Linked DNA regions of Mus musculus: all the other regions are linked to region 3. Evidence: chromatin loops called from intact Hi-C (ENCODE). Cell type or tissue: left cerebral cortex. All regions are shown on one strand. Each heading gives the region's core, and the rest is flanking DNA. Links, peaks and the distances in the headings are about the cores only.

The links. A loop is a pair of places that touch in the nucleus more often than their neighbours do. Peaks named below come from ENCODE experiments on the same cell type or tissue, not always from the same donor. Only the 100,000 strongest peaks of a DNase experiment are listed, where the experiment ranks them.
Region 1: it touches region 3 in a loop (3-fold over the local background); 12 of 42 quality-filtered maps call a loop at or near these places.
Region 2: it touches region 3 in a loop (3-fold over the local background); 17 of 42 quality-filtered maps call a loop at or near these places.

What each region holds. Positions count from the first base shown.
Region 1 is chr15:98,786,776-98,792,023 of GRCm38, reverse strand. Wnt1 (wingless-type MMTV integration site family, member 1) reads right to left here and starts at 2,167. Exons shown (of 4, transcript NM_021279.4): 1 at 1,732-2,167; 2 at 907-1,160; 3 at 67-332. The coding sequence starts at 1,835. In left cerebral cortex, for the core only: CTCF peaks have their summits at 2,341 (motif pointing right) and 3,888; no DNase peak of the experiment used is centred there.
Region 2 is chr15:98,801,082-98,806,386 of GRCm38, reverse strand. Ddn (dendrin) reads left to right here. Exons shown (of 2, transcript NM_001013741.1): 2 at 1-2,605. The coding sequence ends at 1,110. It overlaps B130046B21Rik (a long non-coding RNA gene), which reads right to left and starts at 72. Exons shown (of 3, transcript XR_003951472.1): 1 at 1-72. In left cerebral cortex, for the core only: CTCF peaks have their summits at 946 and 2,101; DNase peaks (open chromatin) are centred at 899, 1,273, 2,101, 4,087 and 1 more place; H3K4me3 peaks cover 1,753 bases; H3K27ac peaks cover 1,896 bases.
Region 3 is chr15:98,661,396-98,666,700 of GRCm38, reverse strand. Ddx23 (DEAD box helicase 23) reads left to right here and starts at 3,812. Exons shown (of 17, transcript NM_001080981.1): 1 at 3,812-3,878. In left cerebral cortex, for the core only: CTCF peaks have their summits at 1,297 (motif pointing right) and 2,306 (motif pointing left); DNase peaks (open chromatin) are centred at 2,355 and 3,735; H3K4me3 peaks cover 1,365 bases; H3K27ac peaks cover 988 bases.

The DNA.
Region 1 (5,248 bases), core at 1-5,000, 130 kb before region 3:
GTGCCTCTGTCCCCGTGCACCTGTCTTACATCTCCCCTGCCATTGGTTCCGGACACACCGACGTACCGTTCGCCCTGCCTCGTTGTTGTGAAGGTTCATGAGGAAGCGTAGGTCCCGCCCCTTCTCCCCGGAGTCCACGAACTCTCGGCCAAAGAGGCGACCAAAATCGATGTTGTCACTGCAGCCCCCCCAGTGCCAGTCGGGGCCCCCAGGGCCGCGCCGCCGGTAGTCGCAGGTGCAGGACTCGATGGAGCCTTCGGAGCAGGAGCGCGCCACGGAATGTGTGACCCCGGCGGAGGTGATTGCGAAGATGAACGCTGTTTCTCGGCAGCCTGTGGGTGAAGCGACCCCGCATCAGTTGAGAGAAGGCGTGGGGCCAACTCAGCACCCTGTTTGGAAGACTTGGTACCCTACAGTCCAACATCCTTGGAGTCATGTGTGCGAAGCATGGAATGCCCTCCTCTCTAAGCTTTACTGAGACTCCAGAGCCTTAGCAGAGCAGCTCCAAGGGGAGATTCCCAAGTAGAACAAATCTGCATAGCCAAGATCGCTACTAGTATTGGCAGTGCAAACTTTGCTGGGTGCGAAGCACAACCCTAGCTAGCCCTCAGAGATCAGCTTCCCAGGTACCTTTGAGGAAGGCTAGGGAAAAACAGCTGTCGCCCAGCGCCCACGATCCGGAATTCCCTTTCTGTGGGCCAGTGGCTCAGCAACGTTAAAGATCATGCTCACAACGCAAGGCTAGAAAGAATCTGGTGCTGACCTACGGTAACTGCCGGCACCAGGCGATTCTCAGTTTGATCACATATAACCCTGGGATGTCTTCCCTGCCTTCGCCCGCCTATGCCCTGGAGATGACCCTGCTTTTCCCTTAATCCCGGAAGCGTCGCTTTCCTGGGCACCCACCTCGGTTGACGATCTTGCCGAAGAGGTGGGGCCCCGGAGCAGTGGGGCAGTTCCAGCGGCGGTTTCGGAATTGCCATTTGCACTCTCGCACAGCGCTCTGGAGCCCTCCACTCACGCTGTGCAGGATCCCCGGGTTCTGTCGGATCAGTCGCCGCTGCTTGCGGCTCAGCAGCTGCAGACTGGGCTCGAGCACCAGCTGCAGACTCTTGGAATCCGTCAACAGGTTCGTGGAGGAGGCTATGTTCACGATGCCCCTGGCGGGATGCATAAGGGTTCAGTCCAGGGGAGGGGACCTGCATCCTAACCATACAGGCTGTACCACCCTATCCTTGCCTGGCCCTGAGCTCCAGAGTCTAGTGAGTGGACAGAAAAGGCATGGCTACCTTAGCTCTTCCTTTCTTCAAGTCAGCCCCCGAGGAGAAACCCCACCTGCAGCCTTGCCCACCTTGAAAAACTTAGGAATTCCACTCCCTCACCTCAAAGCTAATATCTGGTTTTTTTTTTTTTTTTTTTTTTTTTTTTGGTTCAAGACCTAAGGGACACCTGAGCACCCACCACAGCGAGGTTGGGACCTGTTGCTCAGCAGAAACGGGGTCGTATTAAATGGGAATGGTCTCTGAGCCTGGTGTATCTGGGCTTCTGCATGCCAATGATGTGCCCCCACTTCAGCAGAGCTAGTTCTAGGTGTGAGCACCCTGGATGTGAAGTCACAATGCACGAGGGGGGTCTGTAGGTTGGTGATCCCCACAGCGTGGGAGCTGGGTAAGGCCCGTGCCTGGCTCTTTGCCCCAGGACAAGTGGCGGACCCCGTACTAGCTCACTTACCACCATCGGCCACTACTGTTGGCAGCCAGGGCTGCGGGCAGAGCGGTCAGTGCCAGTAGCAACGTAGTAGAAACCCAGCTGGGCAGCAGCGCCCAGAGCCCCATGGCCTGCCTGGCCTTGCTGGTTCTGTGCTGCGGTTCTGACGACTGTGGTTGCTGTCCGCGACGGTGGGACTGGACACAGCGGTGAGGGCAGTGATGCGAGTTCCCAGGCTGGCTCTAATAAGTCTGGAGGCGGGCCGCAGGCAGCATGGTTCGCTGTCCTGGCTGCTGGGCTGAAGCAGCCACTGCGGGAGGCACCGCCTCTTATAGGCCTCTTATAGTTGCGGCGCTGACTGCAGTGAGAAGAGGCTGCCCCTCCGGGCCCGGGCGGCACTAAAAGCACCAGGGCGCACTGGTCAGGGCCACAGACAATGAGTGGCGAGCGAAGCTGTGGCTCTTGCCGGTCTGAGCAAAGAGCTGACAGGCTAACCGTCGGGGCTCACCCCCGCCCCCTGCCTGGTGGCCCCCGCCTCCAGGTCTGCACTGGCCGCCGACCCCTCCCCTTGGGATGGCCTCCCACGCGCGCCGGCCTCACTCTTCTGCGCGTCCGGAGCCCGTCGGGGACCAGCATCCGCCAGGGGGCGCGGAGACAATGCGCTGGGGACAACCTGTTTGCAGCCTGGATTGCCTCCCCCACACGCGCCGGTGGGGCTGTCCTCTCGAAGTCCGTCTCCTCTGTCCCCCCTACGCTGTGGTCTCTTCTCTTCCCTATTCTGAATGGCAGGATGAAAGTTGTGGTTCTAGCCAGCGACTCCGTGGAGACACTTCCTCACCCAGGAACCCCGACGGCTGGACAGAGAAGGAAAAGAAGGAGACAGAGCATGGGTGGAGCTGTGGTCAGGGATTCCCGGGCGTGGGGTGTAGGGGTAGGCTGAGCAAACCGAGCTGGTGGCAGTGAGAAACTCAGAAGCGCCCAGCAGTTTGCCTCTGTGGGCTAGGGGGAGTGTAAGCGTCGGTGTGTCACCCGTGAGATTAAGTCAAAGTGTACATGTGTTCTGAGGGTGCACGCTCCTGTGTATTGGTGTATCCAGAAACTTCTAACGAAGAACATTTTGAGCCCTTTCCAAATAATTGTGTAATTTGGCTCAGGACAGGGAGAGCATGAAGTCATTTTGTTACAGTCACCACTTAACGCAGTGTATCAGGAAGGAGGTGGGGCTGTGACAGGAGACGTCCAGAAGGCTGCAATTGTGTTTGCAGGTGGGTGCATGAGTGTGTGTGTGTGTGTGTGTGTGTGTGTGTGTGTGTGTTTGTGATTAACGACGTGCACTCATAGGTGTCATTCTGTCGCTCTGGGTACCTAGTGTCACCCTATGGCACCTTGAGTCAACCTGTGCTTATCATTAGATGTGCTAGTCATGAAGATGAACCGGGCTTGTTTCTCTGGCAACTAGGCTCAGAAAGGATAGGACCACCAGCCGAGTAGCTGTCAGATGGAGCTGAAGACCTGAGGGAAAGAATGCTTGTGGGAAGAAGCTGGCTCCTTTTGGTTTTGTTGTTGCTGGTTTTGTGACCGGATCTTGCTGTGTGACCCTACCTAACATAAAGGTTTAATATGTAGAACCCATGATGGTCCAGTGACTGCTGGGATTACAGGCCTATTCCGCCACCGTACCTGCCCAACTCAAGATGAACATAATTGGGGGGAATGAGAGATGGCTCAGTGGCTAAAAGCACTGACTGCTCTGCCAGAGGCCCCGGACTCTGTTCTCAGCACCCAAGTGGTGGCTTATAGCCACCTGTAACTCCAGTTCCAGGGAATCAGGTGATGTCTGAGCCCCACTGACACCAAGCACACACAGGTGCACGTATACATACATACATACATACATACATACATACATACATACATACATAAAATAAATCTCCTGAAACAGTTTTTTAAAGAAAGATTAGCAAATTTGTGCCTCCATGTGTTTCCTGATTTTAGTTGGATTTTTTTTCTCCCAGGTTTCTGCAGTGTCCCCACCCCCCACCCCCATTTTCTCCCACTCTTACCCAAGAGCCTTAACTCTTCCATTGTGGATTCTACTTTCCTCCTGATTCCAGTGATCTTCAGGGTCATGGCAGCCTTGGAGTATCAGGCTGCTGTTCCCAATGTGGGATGCAGAGGGCACTGCCAGCCTGGTTATCACGCACCACTGTCACACAGGGAAGCGCCCCCTTCCCAGGATCTTAATATTTCTCCTCTCTTCTATTTCACAGAGGAGATGCTTGGTAAGGCAGTGTCTTCAGGTCCCAGGTCCCTGCTAATAAATGAATCCATGTTAAAGCCACATTCCCAGGAACTGGGATACCGTGTTTGCCTCGCTTGCATGAAGCCCTAGTTTGGATCACCAGCACTGCAAAAGCCAGGAATTGGTGGCGCATGACTGTAACCCCAGCACTTGGGAGGCAGGAAGATCAGAAGTTCAAGGCTATTCCTCACCTCCCAGCATTCTGTAGACACTCTCAAAAACCCAAAGCAAGGCCTGTGGTGGTGCAAGCCTTCAACCCTAACACTTGGAAGGCAGAGGCAGATGGATCTCTGTGAGTTCGAGGCTAGCCTGGTCTACATTGAGAGTTGCAGGGCAGCCAGGGCTACATGGAGAATCCCTGACTAAGGGGACAAGGAAGCACTTGCTGCCAAGCCTGAGGATATGAGTCCCCGAGCGTCGCTGGATGGAAGGAGAGAAGACTGACCTCTGACCTCCACAGGCATCCAGTGTCCCATGCACACACATGCACATGCAGACAAAGTAAATAAGAAAACAAATTAAATGTAGGCTGGACGGATAGATGGTTCATTGGTTAAGGGGACTTACTGCTCTTCCAGAGGACCTGAGGTGTTTCCCAGCACCCAGGTCAGGCAGCTTATAACTGTCTGTAACTCCTGCTCCTGCTTTCTCCAAGGACGTTCCCACACAAATGTGAATACGCATATGGGCATAAACAAAAAGCTACAAAGTGAACCTTTAATTTTTTTTAATGTGTGAACAAAACAACAACAGCAAACAAAACAAAACAAAACAAAAAAAAAAAAGAAAGGCCTCCCCAAAACAAAGAAGACCCAGCAGATGAAAGAAAGTGTTTGCTGAGCTGGGCGTGGTGGCACACGCCTTTAATCCCAGCACTTGGGAGGCAGAGGCAGGCGGATTTATGAGTTCGAGGCCAGCCTGGTCTACAGAGTGAGTTCCAGGACTGCCAGGCAATACAGAGAAACCCTGTCTCGAAAAAACCAAAAACCAACCAACCAACCAACCAAACAAACAAACAAACAAGTGTTTGCTGGCAAGCCAGGTGAGCTGCGCCTCATCCCTGGGGCCCATGTGATGAAAGCAGAGACCTGATTCTAAACACTTGTCTTTTGATCTCCATGAGCTTGCACACTTGCTCACATACAATACACACACACACACACACACAGATGCACACACAGACATACACACACACATACGCACATGCACATGAGCGCACACGCATGTACACACATGCAG
Region 2 (5,305 bases), core at 197-5,196, 140 kb before region 3:
GGCACGGACGCAGCTCTCTCTAGGTCCGCGATCAGCAGCCCACCTCGTCCTGTTCCCAGGTCCAGGCAGCACCTCAGGGGGTCAAGGAAAGGGAAAGAAGGAAGTGAGCAGATATGGCTTCCCACGTGTTGGCTTGCCTCCCCTAAAAAGCCTCCAGTTAGGCACAGCCAGACGCTCCCTAGACCCTGGGCTCCTGGAGGCACCGGGTGGAAAGAGTCCCTGGGTCAAAGAGAGGGGGCAGAACATGAGACCCTGGAAGTTTGGAAGGTGACCCGCCGTGCCCACACCCTGCCCCGCATTTCCCGAGGTCCCGCTGGTAGAGAAGGCATCTTTGTCATTGACGCCACATGCGTGGTGATAAAGTCCCAGTACGTTCCGACCCCTCGAACCCAGCAGGGTCAGCTCGTGCCCTCTGGGGAGTCGTGCAGTGTGAGCGACAGCCTTAGTCAACCCAAGCCCTGTCACGAGGAGGAGGGCGAGGGGGCCGCTGCCAACCCTTCAGTTTGCCAAAAGCGACTGTTGAGCAGTCGAGTCTTAAACCAACCGAGCGAGGGTCGCGAGTGCGAGGCCGAGGTCGGACAGCAGGGGGATTCTTCATTGGAGGAGCGCTCCTCCAGCGGTTTGGGGTTCCCTGTCGGAGAAGTGAACCCGCGAGACGCCCCCACGCAGCCAGGTAGCCAAGAGCACCCGACCTTAGGCCCAGCGGCTCCGGTATGCGCCGGCAGCTTGAAGGGCTCAGAAGCGGCTGGTGTCCCGCGGCGCGCGGGCGGGGGCTGGGCGCGGACTCCAGGGCCCTACGCCGGGGCGTTGCGAGAAGCCGTGTCCCGCATCCGCCGCCACACCGCCCCAGATTCGGACTCAGACGAAGCGGAGGATCTCAGCGTCCATAGCGGCTCCTCTGATGGAAGCGACACAGACGCCCCAGGCGCCTCCTGGCGGAATGAGAGGACCCTGCCTGCGCTTGGGAACACCCGGCCCAGGGAAGGCGGGAAGACAGCAGGGCTGAGCGACAGTATCCGGGAGATTGTGGATGTCATCAGTCAAACCGAGGAAGGCTTCATCCGAGAGGACACCAGGAAAACGCCACAGGGAAATAGAGAGAGGGAGTGAGCGATGCCCCTCTTTGTTCTCGTGTCGCTCAGCCCATCCACCCTGGGCTCACCTGCTCCTTCTCTCTCTCCAGGCTTCGTTTGCTTCCTTTTCTTCTTTCCCACCTATACCTGTTCCCACACTTGAAACAGAGGAGAGAGGAGGAACCAGGGAAGGTAGCGTCTGCCAACTCAAGGGTTAGTTTCAGGGAAAGTGTGGGTGGGCCATCCACACCTGCTACATTCGGTGTGGAACTGTTCCGACAGAGAAAGAGAAGGGGCAGGGATGGTGCCTGCGATGGGCAGGGCAGGGTCCCTGACAGGAGAGAAAAAGTAATGGAGAGGCCTTGAACCTAGTGACTGAGTGGAGGAGACAGAGGAACTTTGGGCAGAGAAGAAATGAATGCATACACACAACCAGCAACCTGGCGAGAGGGCTCTCTTTGATGTTACAACTCAAGTTTCAATTCCAACTCTGCCACTGACCTAGCTGGTGGACCTCAGAGTAACTATTTTTGCGCCCGGGCATCCCGGACTTCTGTAAATGTAAAATGAGCGCTTTCTGCCTCCCATTCTTTTGTCCCTAGGATTTTGTGAATAAGCGAGTAGAGAGAATCTGAGGGTTCTTACCCACTTCGGTCATCCTCAGTTCGGAAGACTGTCAAGGTCTTCAGATTTAAACGGACAAAGGGCTTCTATTCCAATTTTCCCAGTTTAGGTGAGTGCTCCCACAGCCGAGCAGGATCATGGCCCTCTCACTGCCTCTAGCCTGCTGTGGCCCAAGCTGGAGAGGGAAGGTAGCCAATGAATCAGCTTGGGACACTTTTAGGCCTTCCCCTTCTCCTCCATCTCCGTGTCCTTAGTGACGCTCTGAAGTGTTACCGGGATTTTCCACGCAGACGGTATCGCCCACCGGATAGGACCTTGACAATTTCTGTGTCTCTCCAAGGAAAACAGCCAGGCAAGGAGGAAGGTGGATTTTTCAGCAGACGGTGCGGGGTGTGATACTCGCTGTAGCCACTACGGGGCGCGCGCAGGTCGCGGATTCCCCCGGTTGCTGGTGCTCGAGTGCCCCTACACCAGCACTGCCAGTTATCTGGATCCCTAGTTACCGGCGCCGGTTTCCTGCCTTGACACCTCCAAACCGCGCGCGGGGCCGGGAGCAGGCCTCCGGCCTCCCAGACTTCTGGGGCGCGCCGAGCCCTTCTTTGTATTAATCCACGCCAACCGGTTTGAGACTGACATTTAAGCCTTTCTTCTTCTTCTTCTTCTTTTTTCTTTTTCTTTTCTTTCTTTCCAACCCTGGGCACTTCCTCTGTGTCTGCCATTTATTAGCCATGTGACCTTGGCCAAATCACTTCACCTCCCTGAGCCTCAGTTTCCTCATCTGTCAAATGGGGGTTTATAAACACCTACCTCGCAGGGTTGTTGTGAGGATTTAATGAGGTAATGTATATAAGGCGTCTTGCACAGTGCCTGGCACATAGCAGGCGCCCAATAAATCTACTCGCCCCTTTATGCAGCTCTGGAGTCTCTCTTTCTCTGACCTATCCCCCACTGTGTCCCTCCCTCAGTCCTTCTTGACTTCTTCCCGCTCATTGTGAGGGGGAGGAGGACTCCTCTCTGGTGGAAACTTCTAGTCCACCCTGTTCCCTGGCTGGGACTCTCCCTTCCTTGCCCCCCGCCGCACCCCTGCCGGCTCTTCCCTCTGCCCTGGTGCACTCCCCCCCACCCCTCATTCCGGGCAAGGGCTGAGTCAGTCTAGGTAAATTTAGCCATCGGCTGGGCAGGAGCGGGGGCTTCGCCCAGACTCAGTCACCAGGTCTGGTGACCCATCCCTCTGTCCCTACTCCCGTTAACCCTAACTCCCGCAACTCCTTAGACCGCTCTCAAACCACTCAGGCTTTTAGCCTCCAATTAGCTTGACATCACACCCAGAGAGACCCAAAGGCAGGACGCAGAGGGGGCAGGGCTCCCAGACCACAGCCACAGCTGGCTTCTATTCAGCAGATAAGGGTCTCCTACTCGGGTTTCCCAACTCTAGGGGCGTTCACTGGTCGGAGCTCAGCAGGAATATTCATTCACCTGCGATCCTGTCTGAAACCTACACATTTCCTGTTGCTCTTGGTGGATGAGGCCAAGGAAGCCGGGTCACCCTGGGCAAAGATCAAAGATACCAAAGGTCTTACCACGTCCAATGCAGTCCTTTCTGCTGCCAAGCGAAACCTAGCATTTACTGAACACTTCCTAGGAACTAGACTCTGGGCTGGGCTCAAGGGCAGAAATGGCAAGGCCTGTCTGACAGTGAGGACGGTTGTGTTAAGTTCTAGGAAGAGTCAATCAAGGGAGATCCTAGTTTTAGAAAATCCAGGGAGAGTTCACAGAGGAGGTGACTTGTAGATAAAAATTAGGGAAAGAAGCCCGGTTGGTGGCACTCTCCATTGGTGGCACTCTCCATCATTAATCTCAGCACTCAGAAGGCAGAGGCTGGTGGGTCTCTGGGTGTTCAAGGCCAGCCTGGTCTACATAATGAGCTGCATGCCATCCAGGCAAAATAAAACATATATATATATATATATAGATAGATAGATAGATAGATAGATAGAGAGAGAGAGAGAGAGAGAAGGAAGCCAGGCATGGCGCACTTTCTTGAAAACTGGAGTCAGGAGAATGGTCATGAGTTTGAGCCCAGCCTGGTTTACACAGCAACTTCCAGCCTATCCCAGTTCAGCCCAGCAAGATTCTGTCTCCAAAAAAAAAAAAGAAGTCCCTTTGGAACCGGGTTGTGGTGGTGGCTCAATGGTAGTATGCATGTGTGGCTAGAATGTACACAGTCCTGAGTTTGGTCCCCAGCATTGAAAAAGGCATATCCTAGGTTAGGTAACAACCACCCATTTTGTGTGGGGGAACATTTGGGTATTTAGGGTGTCAGGGCAACACGTGCCTTCTTCCAGAGCTTGCCAAGGATAGAGTCGGAGCCAGCTGCCAAAGTTCTGGGAGAGAAGGAGAGGAGTGTCTGCAGGTTTCAGGGCCAGACCCTGGTAAGTAGTATCTTAGGCCCCATGGGGCCCTGTGGGTGGCAGGTTAGCGACTCCCTGCTGTGAAAATGACTTCTAAATCTAGCTGTGTCTGCCAGCTACCCAGCCTTCTGAAGGAGGGCACAACCACCCCCACCCTGGAACTGCCCCCTTGATCAGGAGAAAAGACAGCAGGTCCTGGAGGGCTACTCTTTTGGGGGCAACACATCTTAGGTTAGCAGGGGACCCCATGACTCTCCCCACAGCTAAGTTCTTCCTGGGAACATTTTCTGCCCCTGAGTTCTGTTGTGCTTGATAAGGCATTAAGGGAGCCAGGAACCCTGCCCTTTTTAGACTTGGGAGAGCTCTGAGGTGTCCTGGGTCCCCCTACAAATGGGTGGGGAACCCAAGAGCTATAACTGGGACATCAAAGAGATCAGTGAGCACAGTGGTGGCACAGCCTTTAATCCCAGCACTTGGGAGGCAGAGGCAGGCAGATTTCTGAGTTCGAGGCCAGCGTGGTCTACAAAGTGAGTTCCAGGACAGCCAGAGCTATACAGAGAAACCTGTCTCAGAAAAACCAAAAAACAACAAAACAAAACAGAGATCAGTAATGTGGATGTGTTTGCAAGAGAGGAGAGCCGCTCAATGCAGGGTCCTGGGATGTGTGCACAGAGTGTTCGTTGAGGACAGGGTAGTATTCTCTCAGTAATTACTCAGTTGTCCACTTGCCCACTAACCATGTGTTCCAGGGACATCGAGGAGACTCGGGCACACCTTCTACCTTTGGGGAGATCACTTTTACACTAAATTTGGAGCAGCTGAGAGGAGATTAGCGCAGTGCCTCTGCAAGGCCAACATTCAAATTTGTGAACTCTTCCATATTTTATGGAAAGAAGTGGGAGGAGGACACCTCCTTGACTTGGACTCATAGGGAATGGGATATAGCCACAAATGCCTCTGGGAGACAAGTCTTCAAGGGTGCACATAGAGAGAAAAATTTAAACTAGGGGTGTTCCTGCCTCTTCATGGCATGCCATGGGGGTAGGCTCCCTTCTTTGAATCTCCTTGTATTAACTAGGATATACAAGTCATCTGTGGATAAATGCTCCATCAGTCCATCCATCCACCCACCCATCAATCCACCCAATTAACCATCCAATCATCCATCCATCCATCCATCCACCCACCCATCAATCC
Region 3 (5,305 bases), core at 108-5,107:
TTGGTTTTTGGAGACAAGGTTTCTTTGTGTACCTCCCCCTGGCTGCCCTGGTTCACTCTGTAGACCAGATTGGCCTTGAAGTCACAGAGATCTGCCTGCCTCTGCACCCGCTCCATTGCTGGGATTAAAGGTATGCACAACCACCACCTGGGTCTTATGCAGCTTATATTGGTCTTGAACTCACTATGTAGCAAAGGGTAACATTGAACCAATGGCTGATATTTCTAACATCACAAGTGCTGGTAGTACAGGCATGCATCAAGAATATAACTTTTAAGTGCCTTTCTAGCTCATCCTGTAAGGCAAGGAGTATTATTTTTGTTTTATAAATGATGCAAAAAATACTATATACTATATAATATGCATGTTATATGGTATATGTATTATGCGATCACATATAATATAAAATTCATATAGTATATAATATGTTATATAATAATGTTATATAATATGCTAACACATATATGCATATACTATATTATATATAGTATATAATATGCAGAATATCATACTGCTAGTGACTGAGTCAGGATTCAAACCTAGCCTCACTGTTAACTATATTACACGAACCCTTTATTTTTAGCCATGTTGCTAAATAGGAAACTGGCCTTGATCCTTACTAAATATAATCTTGAGGGCTAGAGAGTGGCTCAGTGGTTAAAGTGCTTGCCTTGCACACATGAGTTTCTGAGTTCAAATCCCTGAACCCACATAAAGCTGCCTTGCTACATGTCCATAATCGCAGCACCTTCACAGTGTGATGGAAGGTGGAAACAAGATGACAGACAGCCAAGGACTGAGACTGTGGGTTATCATGTGATCTCCATGTGTGTGGCAAGCCTGTGCCTATACACATGAACGCACAATACACATAACACCCAACACAAACACAGCAACAATAGTCACAAGAATAATTTGTAAGAGAGCTAGAAAAGCAAAATCAATCTTGCAGATTGGTATCTTTCTTAGCTGTGTCCTGAGAAGTACAAAGTACTAGGAGAGTGCCACTGTGAACTCAGACAAAGCACTAGGAGAGGGCCACTGTGAACTCAGACAAAGCACTAGGAGAGGGCCACTGTGAACTCAGACAAAGCACTAGGAGAGGGCCACTGTGAACTCAGACAAAGCACTAGGAGAGGGCCACTGTGAACTCAGACAAAGCACTAGGAGAGGGCCACTGTGAACTCAGACAAGCCTTTTCAACTTTCTGAGTCTCAATTTACTCTTTAAAAAAAAAAAAAGATTTATTTATTTATTAAGTGTAAGTACACTGTAGCTGTCTTCAGACACACCAGAAGAGGGCGTCAGATCTCATTACAGATGGTTGTGAGCCACCATGTGGATGCTGGGACTTGAACTCAGGACCTTCAGAAGAGCAGTCAGTGCTCATAACTGCTGAGCCATCTCCCCGGCCCCTCAATTTACTCTTTTAAAAAAGTGTTCATTTAGGACTTGGAGAGATGGCTCCGTAGTTATGAGCACTGGCTGCTCTTCCAGAGGGTCTGGGTTTGATTCCCAGCACCCACATGGCAGCACACAACTCTCTGTGACTCCAGTTACAGGGGACCTGACACCCTCTTCTGGCTTCCTTATGTCCGAAACTCCATATGGTTCACATATATACATACAGACAAAAAAAAAAAAGGAAAAAAAACAACAAATCATACACATACAACCAAAATAAATAAATCTAAATAATCAATAATTGTGTATGTGTATACAGAATAGTATTTTGAAATAAGGAAAGGTAAGGTCTCAGAGATCAAGTGAACCCCTGGGCTTCAGATCCCCTTCTGTTCTTCAACTTTGTGGACTTGGAATGGAGATGTAGTGAGCTATACTTTCCTTATCACTAAGGTCATGCGCAGTTCATAGTTTTATGATGACTAACACAAGAAGCCTTAGCCTAAGTGTCAAGCCTGGAGCCAGACACTTGGAAGACTGTCAAACAATAACGGAAGGTTTTAAAAGTTCCAACCAATCCTTGGTCAGTCAAGTTTTTGGTTTGTGTGTGAATTTTTTTCTTCTTTTTTTAAAATTTTCTTTCTGCCGGGCGTGGTGGCGCACGCCTTTGATCCCAGCACTAGGGAGGCAGAAGCAGGCAGATTTCTGAGTTCGAGGCCAGCCTGGTCTACAAAGTGAGTTCTAGTACAGCCAGGGATATACAGAGAAACCCTGTCTCGAAAAACCACAAAAAAAAAAAAAAATTCTTTCTTTCCTTTTTATTTTTTATTTTCTTTAAAAGGGGGGGTGGTGGTGTTAGGGTTTAATTCTGAGAGTGGAGAGCCCTCTAGTGTTCATTATACCCAGTAGATTCAGACTGACCAAGTCCTCCCTGCACTAGAATTTGCAATATCAGAGGCTACAAGAGCTCTCCAAAAGTCTCCTTATAGGACATTGAGCCACTGTCAGCGTAGCTGAGTTTTTTAGTTAGGGTGTATTCTGAGACCCTGTTTGAGAACTGAAAAAATACCCAGAGTGAAAAACCAGACCTGGGGCTAGAGAGATAGATGACTCCGTGGATAAGAGCACTGGTTTTTCTTCCAGAGGACCCAGGTTCATATTCCCGGCATCCATAGGGCAGTTCACAACTGTCTATAACTTCAGCTCCAGGGGATCTGACACCCTCACACAGACATGCATGTAGGTAAAACACCAATGCAGATAAAAATAGAATAAATTTAAAGTAGAAAGACCAACAACTATGTGGGATTAAAGCAAACCCGAGGATGGAAAATGTAAAAGGAGGCAGTGGGTACCCTGGTTAATCTCAACCATCCTACCTCGCACAATGTTGTATTCTGTTTCAGCGGGTGCTGACGGTACTGTTTGAACCCAAGAGAAAGGAAGTGGGTCTACGACTAGAAGAAAAATTCGGTGGACTGATGTATGGAGAACCTGAAGGAAGACATCAACAATAACAAGTAGCCCAAGTGGGCAGTTCCTGAAGACCAGGGAAACGAGGAAGCAAGGTCCCATGAGGAATGTTGAATAAATAGTAAGATACTTGAGGGGGAAGTCCTTCCAGGGAAACCTCTGAAATGTTAGTTTATTATTTATTGGGAGTAGGGGGACAGTGGGTACCCTGGGGTTGTTCAGGCATTCATCCTGCCGGGGCCCCAAGGTTACTCCTGTGACTGGAGTAGTTCTACTGTGAAAACTGTACTACCTTCATTGTGAAGTACTAAGCTACTCCAGTGAACTAATCTTTAGTTCATTATCTTCCATTCATCCACGGAGGCAATAATCTCTCTCACAATTTTTATAAAAAACACTTTTCAAAAAAAAAGGGGGGGGGCTGGCGAGATGGCTCAGTGGGTAAGAGCACCCGACTGCTCTTCCAAAGGTCCAGAGTTCAAATCCCAGCAACCACATGGTGGCTCACAACCATCCGTAATGAGATCTGACTCCCTGGTGTGTCTGAAGACAGCTACAGTGTACTTACATATAATGAATAAATAAATCTTTAAAAAAAAAAAAAAAAGCAAATTATTTGTTACCGTATAAACTTTCTCGCTGAAAGCTGCCAGCTTTGACTGAAATCAACTGCAATACCTACTAGAAGATTCCAGAAAGACTGCTGCGGAAGAACCTTGTAAGTAGAAAGACAACACTTGGAAAATTCTTTCTCCTACAAACACCGAACCTTTGGCAAACCACATTACCCAGAAGACCTTACGGCCTGGCCGGCCCTCGCGCCGTGCATTCTGGGATTGGTAGTTTTCAGGGCCTATTCGTCAGCTCGCGTGGTGCAGGCCCAGGAACTCCCTTTCCCGGCTTGCCGCGCGGCCTGGGTGCTCCTCCGTGATCTGGAAACGCGAAAGATGGCGACTGTTCGGCGACGTTGAGGCCGCGTTAGGCGGTTCAGGCGCGGGGTGGTGAGTCTTGGCGGTGGAGGCGGCTCCCACGAGTTTGGAGAGTGGGTGAGGAGCGGGAAGATAGCCGTAGCCTCAGCCCGGAAGGGGAAGAACGCCTCAGGGAAGGGGCACGAGCCAGGGCAGCTCCGGCGGGCAAGAGTGAAAGGGGCGCGGGCCCCGGGAGCAGTGTTGGCTGCCCAGGGCACAGGCCACTTCCAGGACTGTATTATGAGCCTAGACTTTGGCCCGTGGACATCGCCCTTGTTATACGTCAGTCTGACTTAATTCTTGTTTCCTTACTTCGGCCAGACAGGAACTCTAATGTGCTCCCAGAACCCACCCCATGCCTTCCGGCTCGGGGTTGCCAACTAGTGCTTCGGCCGGAGATTAGTTCTAACCCTAACCCACAGTTGCACATCTTCAAATTCTACTCGTACTTTAAAACGAGCCACTTCCTCTGTGGGCCCTTCCATATCCTCTTTACGAATGGAAAGGACCGGCAACTTTGGATTCTTCGCCTGAACGTTCTTATCTTGGCGTGTCTTGTGCCATCTGCTGCTTCCTGTGGACAGAATTTCATTTTGTAGTTTCCACGGGGCCTACAGCTGAATGTTGCATATATAGTAGCGCTTGATGAACAATTAAATGAAAACAATTGGCCTTTGCCCTACAGAGAACTGGGAAGCACGGCCAGGGTCTTTTGGAGCCCGGGTCTTTTGGAGCTTAAGCTGGCCTTGAATTCAGTATGCAGCCTAGTCCATTTTGTCTTTGGACGCTCAGTACTGCCTTCACCTTCCTAGTGCTATGATTACACTTGTAGACTATTAAGCATTTTCTGTAATTAAAAAAAAAAAACAAAAACCAAGTCTACATATTTCCTTGTAAGTCACCAGAGTAATTCTTTTCAAATGTAATTTTTGGTCGTATTATACTCTGCTTAAAGTTCTCCAAATGTTCTCGTTGAGATGACGTTGAGAGTCACATGCCTTTGCACGGGCCCCTAACAGTGTATTTTGCTTCTATTGACAGTTCTCATTCTGTCCCAGACAAACGCCATTCAAGCTTAGTGTCTTCTTTATTTTCTTTCTTTCTTTTTCTTATTTAAAATCTACTTATTTAGTGGATTGAGTACATTATAGCTCTCTTCAGACACACCAGAAGAGAGCATCATATCCCATCACAGATGATTGTGAGCCACCATGTGGTTGCTGGGATTTGAACTCAGGACCTCTGGAACAGCAGTCAGTGCTCTTAACCGCTGAGCCATCTCCCCAGCCCCCTGTCTTTATTTTGTTTTCCTTTTCCTTTTTTTCCCTACAGCTGTAGTGAAAGTCACCAGTAACTTCCACTTCCCCCCCAAATCTCTAGTTCCTACTCTTGGTTTTAAGTTGAAATCCAAGCACCTTTGCCCTGGTTTCTAACAATTTCATGATTTGACTTCTCCTCAT